Regions from separate parts of the Homo sapiens genome. Here region 1 is linked to region 2. Evidence: read pairs that join two places in POLR2A ChIA-PET (ENCODE). Cell type or tissue: Panc1. All regions are shown on one strand. Each heading gives the region's core, and the rest is flanking DNA. Links, peaks and the distances in the headings are about the cores only.

Region 1 (6,045 bases), core at 306-5,305, 210 kb after region 2:
GGCAGAAGAAGCAGAGACACCACCCCTGTAGGCTGACCAGCGGTTGGTGTGTCTGCACTGACTGGAGGGTGCTCTGGAGTATGCAATCCTGTGCAGCAGACCTTGGTGACCATCTTGGTAAGAAAGCTGTGGTTGTTGGATGGGCATAGCAGTTATAAAAGAGGATGGCTCCTTACTTGCTATGACCTCTGCAATTTTGCCCCATTTGACAAAAGTGATTCTAAGAACTTTGCATATGTCCGATTTGATCCCGAATGAAATGACTGAAAGAAGATTCATTGACGATTTCATTGTGAAATCTGCTATAACATTATTCTGCTGCACATTATCAAAGAAGTGCCTTGCGTAGTAAAGTACAGAGATGGCACAACTTAGCACTGTGTACATTTTGCTAGTTCTGTGTTGAAAATATATATCTGAAAAATTTGACCGTTGTTTATGAGAAGTTTATTTCTATTATCCCACAAGACTGTCAGGTGTGCTCATGAAGCAGCAACAAAATAGCTGAATGAAAAATCTATTGTAGGATCTCCAAACATTCAGAAGCATAGCACGCTTTTTCTTTTACAGACTTTTGATTTTGTTGCCACAAGGCAGCATGTAATCTCATCATCATGTAAATCCTAGGGAGCAAATTTTCTGGCAGAAATCTTTCACTGTGCCCCAGAACAGCACTTTAAATGTAGGGTTTACCTGGGTCTTAGGGTGGAGGTTGCCTCAATTGCTTTCTAGAATTTCTTGTTGTTATCCAGCTTAATTTTGAAGAGTAGCTCGTCATCATTTCCTTTCTGCCTCACTCCATTCCTCTCTCCTCTTTTCTTCTCTCCTTCAACAAATGTTATCTCCAAACTGTATGATGAGTTTCTGGTGAACATACAAGTATTAAATATGATCCTTACCCTCACAAAACTTTCTTCTTGTGGGGAGAAAGTATAGAAGAAACATCACAACCATGCTGGCTGGTAAGAATTATATTTGGAGTGTTGTGGAAAACATAATTGGACACCTAACCAATCCTGGATGGAGCGGGACAGTTGAGTGAGAAAGTGTAGTGTTAGGGATGGTATCTGGAAGAGATGATCCCAGGTGGTGTTGGGAAGATGGAAGAGAGCCTGTTTAAAGATATGGGTGTGGAAAATGGAAGTAGACAAATGCATAAAGTCAAGGGATTAGGTGGCATCAAGGAAGTGGCAAATAGTTCTGTGTTACTGAAAAGCAAAGTAGATGGGTTGGGGAGGTTGGAGTACAAGAAGTGACTAGTGAGGTAGGCAGACTAAGTCAGGGATAATGTTGTATTTGTTTATGTTAAAGATTTTGGAATTTTGCTGAAGAAGTATGGAGACATTAAAGAATTTTAATGATCAAGTTTTCCTGTTACCCATATCATTCTAGTGATGTGTAGAGTATAGACTGGATGGCAAGTCTGGAGGTAAGAAAACCTATTAGAAGGCTATGGGAATCGTCCAAGGGAGAAATGATGAGGGTCTGATCTAAGGCAATGACAATGTGATGGAGATGAGAGGATGGGCTAGAGAGAATTTGAAAGGGTATAATGACAGGACTTGTGCTTAAATAGATTTGTTGAAAAAAAAGCACAAACAGGCCTTTGTCGATGAGGTCTTTATTGCTGTAAGACCATCTATTCCAACCATGTCTAAAGTCCCTGGAGATCCAACCAGAGGAATTCAAACTGAACAACTGCAAAAATTCGTAACTCCACAGAACACATATCAAACGCTCTGTGCTGTGTCACATGCTTGTGAAGGTCCATATTTGAGATTCTCCAAATTTTTTAACTTTTCTCAGGAAATATCCTCTCTAAATAACTACTGGAGATACAACAATTAATTTTTCTAGCATAGAGCCCCAGGATTAGCCTCCATATACTTTTCCTTCTAATAGGTAATTTGGTTTTTTTTTTCCAACTCTATCAGAAGCTTTATAATCCATGTCTTTTTAATAATTATTCTATAACAAAGACTCTTATCTAAAAAGTCATGGCAGCCATCATAATTTGACCTACTTGCAAAACTTTTTCTTTTCAGCTTTTTTGCTCTTCAATCAGTTAAAACTAATATTAATATATTATTTTAGTTTCTACATTGTTGTGTTACAGCTAGTGATTGTTTTTGCATTCTGCAAGCACAGGTGTCCACATGTAGTGAAGGCTGCCCCTGAGCTGTAGCTATTCTTTCGTGGAGCTTTGAAGGGTTTTCATACTCAGAGTGAGCAGTTAAGGGGAGCAAGCAGGGAAGCCAGGCAGGAAAATGGTGATTGGCCAAAGGACTGTCTGTGGAGCAGTAAAGTCAGTTGCAAGTCTTACCTTTTGTACATTAAATGGTGACAGTGACTTTTTACTCTCACTCTAAAATCCACATTGTATATGTCTAAAGAAATGGAATCATCAGCCTGAGGACTATGACATCTTGCTCATTTACTGAGGAGTCAGATTTTGTACAACTTCAGTGTACACCTGAACATGGGTGTAAGACAAGAAAGAGTGCCACACACCAGAATGGCTATTGAGAAGCTCAGAGGCTGGGTCTAGGCCCTTATTCTAAAATTCGCTGCCTTGAATCTAATGTTTCAGGTTGCAGCACCTGATTAAAGCCTTCTTCCTTGGCAATACTAATTGTTTCAGTGATTGGCTTTCTTTTGCAGCAAGCAATGGGACCTAGACCGAATCCCTGGCCTTTGTAGTAACAAAAGCAGCAAGAGAAAAGCAACCTGCCATATACAAGGGCTACTCAATAAGATTATGAGCAAATTTGTCATGAGAGAATTTGAAGGCCAACGGCAGTGGGCCAAAATATTAAGAGTGCTAAAAGTAAAACAAAGAGTAAGAGTAAGTAAGTAAAACAAAAAGTAAAAAGTAAAACAAAAAGTAAAAGTAAAAAAGGTCAACCTAGAATCTTATATCTAGCAAAATTGTCCATCAAAAGTAAGGCAGAAGTTAAGACATTCCCAGATAAAGAAAAGCTAAGGGAGTTCATTACAACTAGATATTCTCTGCAAGAAATACTCAAGGGAGTGTCCTGCAGGGTAAAATAAAAGGACACTAGAGAGTAATGTGAAGCCATATGAAGAAATACATATCTCAATAAAGGTAAATTCATAGACAATTATAGAAGCTAATATTATTGTCACAATGGTCTATTACTTTTGTTTTCTACATGGTTTAAAAGACTAATACATTAAAAATAATCTAAAAGCTGGTAATATTGTAATTTTGACTTATAAATCCACATTTTTTAACATAATTTAAGAGACTAATACCATTTAAATAATTATTAATGTATTTTGGACATCATGTATAAAGACATAATTGTGTGACATCAACAATTGAAAGGGGTGAGAATGAAGTTGTTAAAGGAACAGAGATTTTGTGTATTATTGAAGTTACTTTGGAACAAATTCAAATTAGAATGTTACAACTTTAGGAACTTAAGTGTAATCCCCATGATAACCACAAAATGTAGCTATAGAAAACAAACAGAAGAAATGTGAAAGGAATTTAAATGTTTCACTACAAAAAAATAAACACAAAAGAAGATAATGATATAGGATGTGAAGGATGAAAATGCTATAAGGCCTACAGAAAACAAATAGCAAAATGACAGAAGTATGTGCTTACTTAACAGTAATTGCTTTAAATGTAAGTGGCATAAGCTCTCAAATCAAAAGACAGAGATTGGCAGAATGAATAAAATACGTGATTCAAATATATGCTGTCTACAAAAGACTCACTTTAGATCCAAAGATACAAATAGATTGGAAGTGAAAGGATGGAAAAAGATATTTCATGCAGATAGTAACCAACATAGAGAAAGTCTGGCTATACTAACATCAGACAAAATAGTCTTTAAGTTTAAAAAGTTTACAAGGGACAAAAGAACATTATATATTAATGAAAGTTTTAGTATAGCAAGAAGATAGATCAATTATAAACATTTACTCACCTAATCACAGATCATGAAAATATATAAAATAAAAACTGACAAAATTGAAAGGAGAAATATAGTAGTATAATAATAGAGACTTCAATATCTTGGTTAAGAGGGTGTTGTTTAATTTCCACAATTCTGTGGAATTTTCCAGTTTTATTTCTGTTATTGATTTCTAACTTCATTCTCTAGAGATGAGAGAAGACATTTAATCAGATATCTATTTTTTTAAGTCTATTGAGACTTAATGTGTAGCCTAATATGTAGTGAATCCTGAAAAACATCCCAGATACAATTGAGAAGAATGTGTACATTGTTGTTGGGTAGAATGTTCTGTGTGTGTGTGTGTGTGTGTGTGTGTGTGTGTGTATATATATATATACACACACACACACACACACACACACACACACACACTATATATATATATTAGATCTAATAGATCTGGTTGGTTTATTGGGCTGTTTAAATCCTCTGTTTCCTTACTTATTTTCTGTCTGGTTGTTTCATCCATTATTTTTTATTTTATTTTTTGGAGACAAAGTCTGCCTCTGTTGCCCAACCTGGAGTGCAGTGGCATGATCTTGGCTCACTGCAGCCTCAGCCTCTTGGTCTCAAGCAATTCTTCCACCTCAGCCTCCCAAGTAGCTGGGACTAAAGGTGCATGCCACCATGCTCAACTAATTTTGTTTATTTTTTGTAGAAACAAGGTCTCAGTATTTTGTCCAATCTGGTCTCAAAGTCCTGGGCTCAATAGTTCTCCCTTCTTGGCCTCCGAAATTGTTGGCACTACAGGTGTGAGCTACCATGCCCAGCCTAGTTTTATTCATTATTGAGAGGAAGAATCACAAGGGAAATTAGAAAATACTTACAGATCAATAAAAGTGAAAACACAACATACCAAAATTTAGGGGACACAGCAAAAGCAATCCTGAGGGAAAAATTTATAGTTATATATGCTTACACTGTAAAACAAGAAAGATCTCAAATCAGCAACCTAACTTTACAACTTAAAGAACTAGAAGAAGAAGAATAAATTAAACCCAAACTATCAGAAGTAAGGAATTAATAGATTAGAGCAGAGATAAACAAAATAGAGAATAGAAAACCAATGGTGAAAATCAATGAAATCAAAAGTTAATCACTTAAAAACATCAATAAAATTGACAAACATTGGCTAGATAAACTAAGAAAAAAGGGAGAAGACTCAAATTACCAAAATCAGAAGTAGAAGTGGGGACATTACTACTGACTTTATAGAAATAAAAAGGATTATAAACGTGTTATGAACAATTATACTACAAAAAATTGGATAACCTACAAGAACAACTTCCTAGCAACAAGAAGAAACCTACCAAGACTAAATCATGAAGAAATAGAAAATCTGAATAGAAACTTGTGAGAATATTAAATCAGTATTCAAAATCTCCCACCAAAAAAAAAAAAAAAAAAAAAAAGATCTGGACCTGATGGCTTCACAGGCAAATTCTACCAAACATTTAAAGAAAAAAATAATAGCAATCTTTCCCAAACTTTTTTTAGTTGAAGAAAAAGAAACACTTCTAAATTAATTTTAGGAGGACAGCATTTACTTGATATTAAAGTCAGACAAAGAGACTGCAAGGAAAGAAAACTGCAGACCAATATCCGTTGTAAATATTGATTAAAAAATCCTCAACAAAATACTAGCAAACCAAAATCTGCAGCATATTAAAAGGATTATATACATAGCAACCAAGTGAAATGTATTCCTGGCGTCTAAGGATGGTTCAACACATGAAAATCAATCGATGCATTATACCACATTAACAGAATGAAGAAAAAAACACATACTTATCTCAATTGATGCAGACAAAACATTTCATTAACTTCAACACCCTTTTATGATAAACAAAAAACACTTAACAAATTAAGAATAGAAGAAAACTACCTCAATATAATAACAGCCGTAATTTAAACAAAGTAATCATTATACCCCGTGGTGCAAGGTTGAAAGCTTTTGCTCTGAGATCAAAACACAAGCATGTCCTTTCACCACTTGTATTCAATACAATACTGGAAGTTCTAGCCAAAGCATTAGGTAGGAAGAGAAAATATTAAA
Region 2 (5,844 bases), core at 1-5,000:
TAGGAGTCCTGAAGGTAAACTTAGCCAAGCAACAAACATAAATTGAGACTGCAATATACCTCTTTAAAACCCAGTTAAGGCATGGCAAAGTTGAAGGCATTGGCCCCGAATGCAAATTGTGTCTTTCGCTAAGTTAAGAGTATTAATATCCATCACACAAGCTTGCTGGGGGCTCAAATTAGATGACATATAAAACATTGGGCAAATTGCTAAAAAAACTTTGTTATTAATTATAACTTTTATCTGAAGCAACTCATAAATGGTGATGACCTTAGCAGAAATATCCTAAGTGACTTTGTAATAATTTTAAAGTGGGAGACCATTACCCCCCACAAACACATACAAACACATACACACACTATGCACATGCTCATTACATACAAATACATAGACATACACAGACTCTGACACATAAACACCTGTTTTGGGAAAAAATAATAAAGCTGACTGTTTAACCGTTAAACATTTTTATTGTGCAGGCTTGTAACCTTTACAGGACATGCATGATAAAAAATTGTAAAATATATCAGTAAGCATATAAAATTTCAGCAATCTTTTGGACCAGTAATTGATTTGCATGAGGGACTAAGCATCTATGTAGAACAGACATGTCTTGGAATACACAGTTTACAGATTGAATCACAAAGCCATTTCCTAAGTGATTTTCTTCATATAAAGATAAAAATATCTTTACATTTAAAAAGTATGCAGTATAGCACATTTTCAGTTATGTACACAGTTTAAAAGTAAAACTATATCCATGCCAGTGTCTGTTTTAAATGCAAAAAGTCAAAGTAGGTAACAGGTTGGTAATTAAAGTGTCAGGAAGACTGGAAGAGGCAAAAATCAAGCAGAGTTCCAATAAGTGTATGAAAAAAAAATCATAACTGAAGGTTTAAGAAAAGTCCCCAAAGGCAGAATCACAATATGAGCAGGAGGAATAAAAAGCTTTTGGATATACCAGGCAGCTTTCTGTACGACTCAGGTTTACAGGTGAAATTCCTCAGTTTGAGTTCAGAAGAATTTGAACTTATTCCAGCAAAATACTTCAATCTTTTTATTACTGCCTCCTCCCCCATCTTCTTTCTGGGCAAAGGGATGCTTGGATTAGGTCCAAAGCTCCTGGCAGGGGGAGGGGCCATGTGTCACAGCATAACAGACGGTTGCAAGTGCTTTACTGAGCAGGGGTCAGGTTTGCAGCAACTCTGATAGGCTCACACAATGGCCTCCATTTTACAGCCCCTCCTTGGAGGCCCACTGATCAGCTGAAATGGGAACACAATGTTGAGCCACTAAACCACCCCGGTGATGGATTAGTTTGGATTCAGGAAAGCGTGATTATTCTTGAAAATAAACGAAGCTGAATAGACATGCTGACCTCATTCAGTTGATGAGAGGCAGGGAAAGCTGGCTTCCAGGACTGCCAGCCCACAGAGAGCTCAGCCCTATTGGTCCACTTTAATTCATTTCATTGGGCTAGTGTCAACCATACCCACTACGGATAAAGATGTTGCCAGATGAAGCCCAGAAGTGAGCTTCACCAGACTCTGTAGCTCAGAGTCAGAAACACGCATGGAAAACTAGGTCATGGATATTCTAATTTTGGTCTTCAGGGAGGCTGCTGACCTAAAGCGAGTTGCTGAGTTAGACCCTATTTGAAAAGGAAAATGTGAAAAACAGGAAGGCACTGAGGTCTTGTTATCTACATAACAAATATTCAGGCACAGAAAATATCATAGGTTAAAATTTCAAGAAGAGTAAGGCATTAGTTGGATCATGAGAAGGCAGAAGATTATGTTTTCTAACTTGTAAGGATCACTGGATCCTACTGGATTATGAAGTGAATGGCAGTAATCCACTAACTCCTTAAACAGTGGGAAAAGAGTTTGCTGAAAATCTGCCCACATACTTGTACACTCCATGGCCATACCCTGGAATTCTTCCCTTAACATAAAATGACCAACATTTTGGAGTAGGCAGTTGAGGTTGTTGGTTCTTTTCTTTTTTTTTTTTTTCCTCCTCAGTTCTTCATATTTCTCTCAAATTACCTTTCAACAATATGTTCATATCTCAGCCAATAAAGCGATGGTTGATCCACATGCAAATAAAAAGGTAAGGAAAAAAATTTAAATGGGTTTTAAAAATTCAGACTGCCAAAAATAGATGAAATAGCTCAGAAGAGACATAATACTTATGAAAACTGAGAAAGTGATCTTTTTATTTTCAACCAAGATAATTCAATTCATAAATTGTTGCTGTATTAGCAACTTGGAACTTGAAATTGGCACCAGGAAAATTAAAAGGAAAAAAAATCAGGTATACTTCTATCCTTGAAATGTCATTTATATTTCTTTCTGCAAGTTGATGCGGACATTGCTGAATATTTTCCCAACAGCTTCAAAGAGTGGGTCACAGACGGTGTGGACGTAGATGGAATAGACACGGCTGATGCACTGAATCTCAATCAGGAAGCTCTTAATGCATGGTACAACTGCCCAGATGTGCAGGAAAGAGAGAATGGCGAAGTAAATGCCCCAGATGAGTGCCATCGGGATGCCAAAGAGGGCAGACAGCAAGCGGTAAAACCAGTATTTCGTCACAGTGAAGGTGGTGAAGCTGGCCTTCCAAATGCCGTCAAAACTGTGTGTCCCTTCTGGTTCTGCAATCACATCTTCAAAGTCAATCTAAAAGGAAGAAGTGACACAACATGAGCACAGAATAGAAGAAAAGAGAAAAAAAACCCACTATTCAGTATCCATAGACATATACTGTATTAGCATTTATGAGTTCGTTCTTTGTGAGATGCTTAAAGGCAACCAGCAGCATCAGCATCACTTGGAACTTGGGAACACAGATTTTTTTCATTTTTATTTTTTTGAGACAGGGTCTTGCTCTGTCACCCAGGCTGGAGTGCAGTGGCATGATCATGGCTCACTGCAGCTTCGACTTCCCAGGCTCAAGCAATCTGTCTGCCTCAGCCTCTTAAGTAGCTGGGACCACAGGTTCATGCCACCACACTTGGCTAATCCTTTTTTTTTTTTTTTTTAAGAGATGGAGTCTCACGATATTGCCCAGGCTGGTCTTGAACGCCTGAGATCAAGGAATCCACCCACCTTGGCCTTCTGAGGAGTTGGTATAATAGGATGAGCCAATAAGCTGACCTGAAACACAGATATTTGGGTTCCCCTTGGACCTTATTATCTCTCAAGGGTGGAACCCAGGATATTTTTAAACATGTTCTCTAGGTGTTTCTCTACCACACAAAAGGTTGAGAACTACAGCTCTAGAGAAAACCAAATGGATGTGATTAAATTTCTTGACTTAAAGTAAAACCCCCAAACATGGATAAGGATACGAGGCACTCAGTACAATGTAAGGAACATGACATAATTTAACTGCCTTTGAAGACAACTACACATGCAATGTTAAGGGGCAGTTAGTTGATAATCGGTTAACAATTCTTCAAATGCCCAATTAGCATAATTACTTCAGGAAATTAGATCATGGTGTGCTGGGAGGCATCAAGAAGGCTTCATGAGGTGGGAGATTTGAGCAGGGCTTGGGCAATTGGCTGATTTGGAGAGGAAGAACAATGGGACGTTGGAAATGTGTCAAAGCCCCAGGAACAAGCAAGGGTGTCATAGTAAGTGTCTCAGGCAGAATAGACCTGTGTCACCGAGGCTGGAAAGACAGGTTGAGGCCAGACTGAATATTATTTTACAGACAGTGGGGTCTATGGAAGATGTGGGAGCAGGGGAGTGTAGCCACAATCGATGCAGTAGTTTATCAAGATGAGTTTGACAACCGTATGCACACTGGGAGAAGGAGGAAAGAGACTCAAGGCAGGGAGACTGTTGCTGTCACTCAAGTTTGAAGGGCCAGGACTGGAAAGGTGGTCATAAAAAAAAGAAAAGAAAAGAAGGTTCCAGAGATGCTAAGGGAAGAATCCACAGGACTTGGTTAGCTCAAGGGTGGGGATGAAAGGAGCTGGAATGCAAATTTGGCCCCTTTCCCAATAGCTCTCCCAGGTACATGTTCACCCAAACAATTAATTACAGGAAGTTTTATCCCTCTGTAAAGATTTATATAAACTACACTGAAGCACAGGATTAAAAACAGAATTACCAACAGAAAGGTAGGACAGAGCCAGTGCAACTGCTTGGCAGTGACAGCTATAGGAGGGGATTTAATGCAGTTTGAAATCCCAACAAGTGGATGACTGACAGCAGCGACTCAGGCAGGCTCAGGATTAGGGAATGAGGACTGCCATGACTCCACGGAGCTACTCAGTGCCAAAGAGCCACCTTTGATTCAACAAAATAAAATGTCTTCTGGAAAAAGCACATGATGCTTACCAATTTTTAAAGTTTATTTTGTAGAACATTCTGTTTCTTGACTTATTGTCCAATGTTCTAATAATGTAATGTGAAAAAAACGGCATGGCCACAATTATGTAAGTGAGCTTAAGTAGATGTATTGTCACTCATTTTTCTTCACCCATTTGGATCTAGACACAGGGTAAACATTTAGTTGTGTGTTTTAAAAGGTGGCAAATACATGGCAAATCAGGTCAATACTTTTATGAAGTTTCTGTGCAAATTATTTGTCTATTATGGGTTTGTGTTCTGACACTGCATTCTTCCCAAAACTATCAAAAATAAGGGGCTCTGGTTTTCCTGCATTCAACTGCAAGACACCTAAAGAATTTTATTTTTTAAAGATGTCTTTGTTTTGTAAGAGGATTTGAAGGCAGAATTAAAATACTACAGCAGGTGTTCTTAATCTGGGGTCAAAAGATGGGCAATGGTCATCCATGACTGCCCTGAAATGGACACACATTTTGAGTGTATAATGGGAAATGATCCATCACCTTTATTAAAAAATAGTCTATTACCAAAGAAGGTTAGGAAGCAATTTACCGGGAGCAGAGGATTCCTACCTCTTTACAGAGCAGACCCGAAGCAGGTCTGCCTTGAGATTCTTTTCCTAGGAGGGGAAGAGTTGTGAACATTTGTTGACTAGTTGTGATCAGACACTGTTCTCATTTAACTGACAACAACTCTATAATATAGTATTCTCACTTTATAGAAAAAATGTGAGGTTCAGAAATGCTAATGAGTTGTCCAGGTAAAAGAGAGGTAGATTTGAGGCTTAAATCTGGTCTGAAAGTTATCAACTTTCTTCAATATTGTACCACTTTACAAAAATGGTTTTCAAATTTTATCTAAGGTGAGTATGCTATTTCATAATTAAAAGGCACGTTAATAAAAAAGAGTTTGCCAAATTTAACCCTCTGGTAACTGCAACAATTCTCCCGGCATGTTCTTTGAGGACAGTGTTACACCATATACACAATTGGTCCTTAGTGAAGATATTTAAAAACATGAGTGTGTAAGATTTCTTAATAATAATTCTATTTTTCTAAGCATAAATTCAAATTATTTTTCAATGAATACATAGGAGATTCTTACACTTTCTTTTAAGTTGCTTACTAAATTTCTGGATGCCTGCATTTTCAGTGAAACTGCATTTTCAGAAACTGCTAGTGAGCATGATTTATCCTCAAACGTCCAAGTGAATTTAGAGCAGGTCTCCAGGGGTGGAAAGCAACATGACAAAAATAACATGTTATATAAATATATTCAGTTAGTTATTGCTGCTTTAGTCTTTGAAATTTAAGGCAGTTTTAAAGAAAACTAAAAGTACAGCCAATTAGGTGCAACTGAAAAAGGAAGCAAGGCAGGTTAAAGAAACAATAGAGGCAGAAATAAAGCTTAGTTTCTTTCTACCTCCATTTACACAGCAGTAATTAGTTTTAGAGGAGTACATGAGATAATTTATTTA

Evidence for each region. ChIA-PET counts read pairs that join two places held together with the same protein. Peaks named below come from ENCODE experiments on the same cell type or tissue, not always from the same donor. Only the 100,000 strongest peaks of a DNase experiment are listed, where the experiment ranks them.
Region 1: POLR2A ChIA-PET joins it to region 2 with 15 read pairs; 1 of 35 experiments calls an interaction of 5 or more read pairs at or near these places.

Annotation. Positions count from the first base shown.
Region 1 is chr7:116,344,178-116,350,222 of GRCh38, reverse strand. It overlaps LOC124900233 (a long non-coding RNA gene), which reads right to left. Exons shown (of 3, transcript XR_007060487.1): 3 at 706-864. Among named protein-coding and RNA genes, the nearest start is that of TES, 140 kb to the right of the region's middle. In Panc1, for the core only: no CTCF peak of the experiment used is centred there; no DNase peak of the experiment used is centred there; H3K27ac peaks cover 4,463 bases.
Region 2 is chr7:116,555,786-116,561,629 of GRCh38, reverse strand. CAV1 (caveolin 1) reads right to left here. Exons shown (of 3, transcript NM_001753.5): 3 at 451-2,684. The coding sequence ends at 2,343. Among named protein-coding and RNA genes, the nearest start is that of CAV1, 34 kb to the right of the region's middle. In Panc1, for the core only: no CTCF peak of the experiment used is centred there; no DNase peak of the experiment used is centred there; H3K27ac peaks cover 1,151 bases.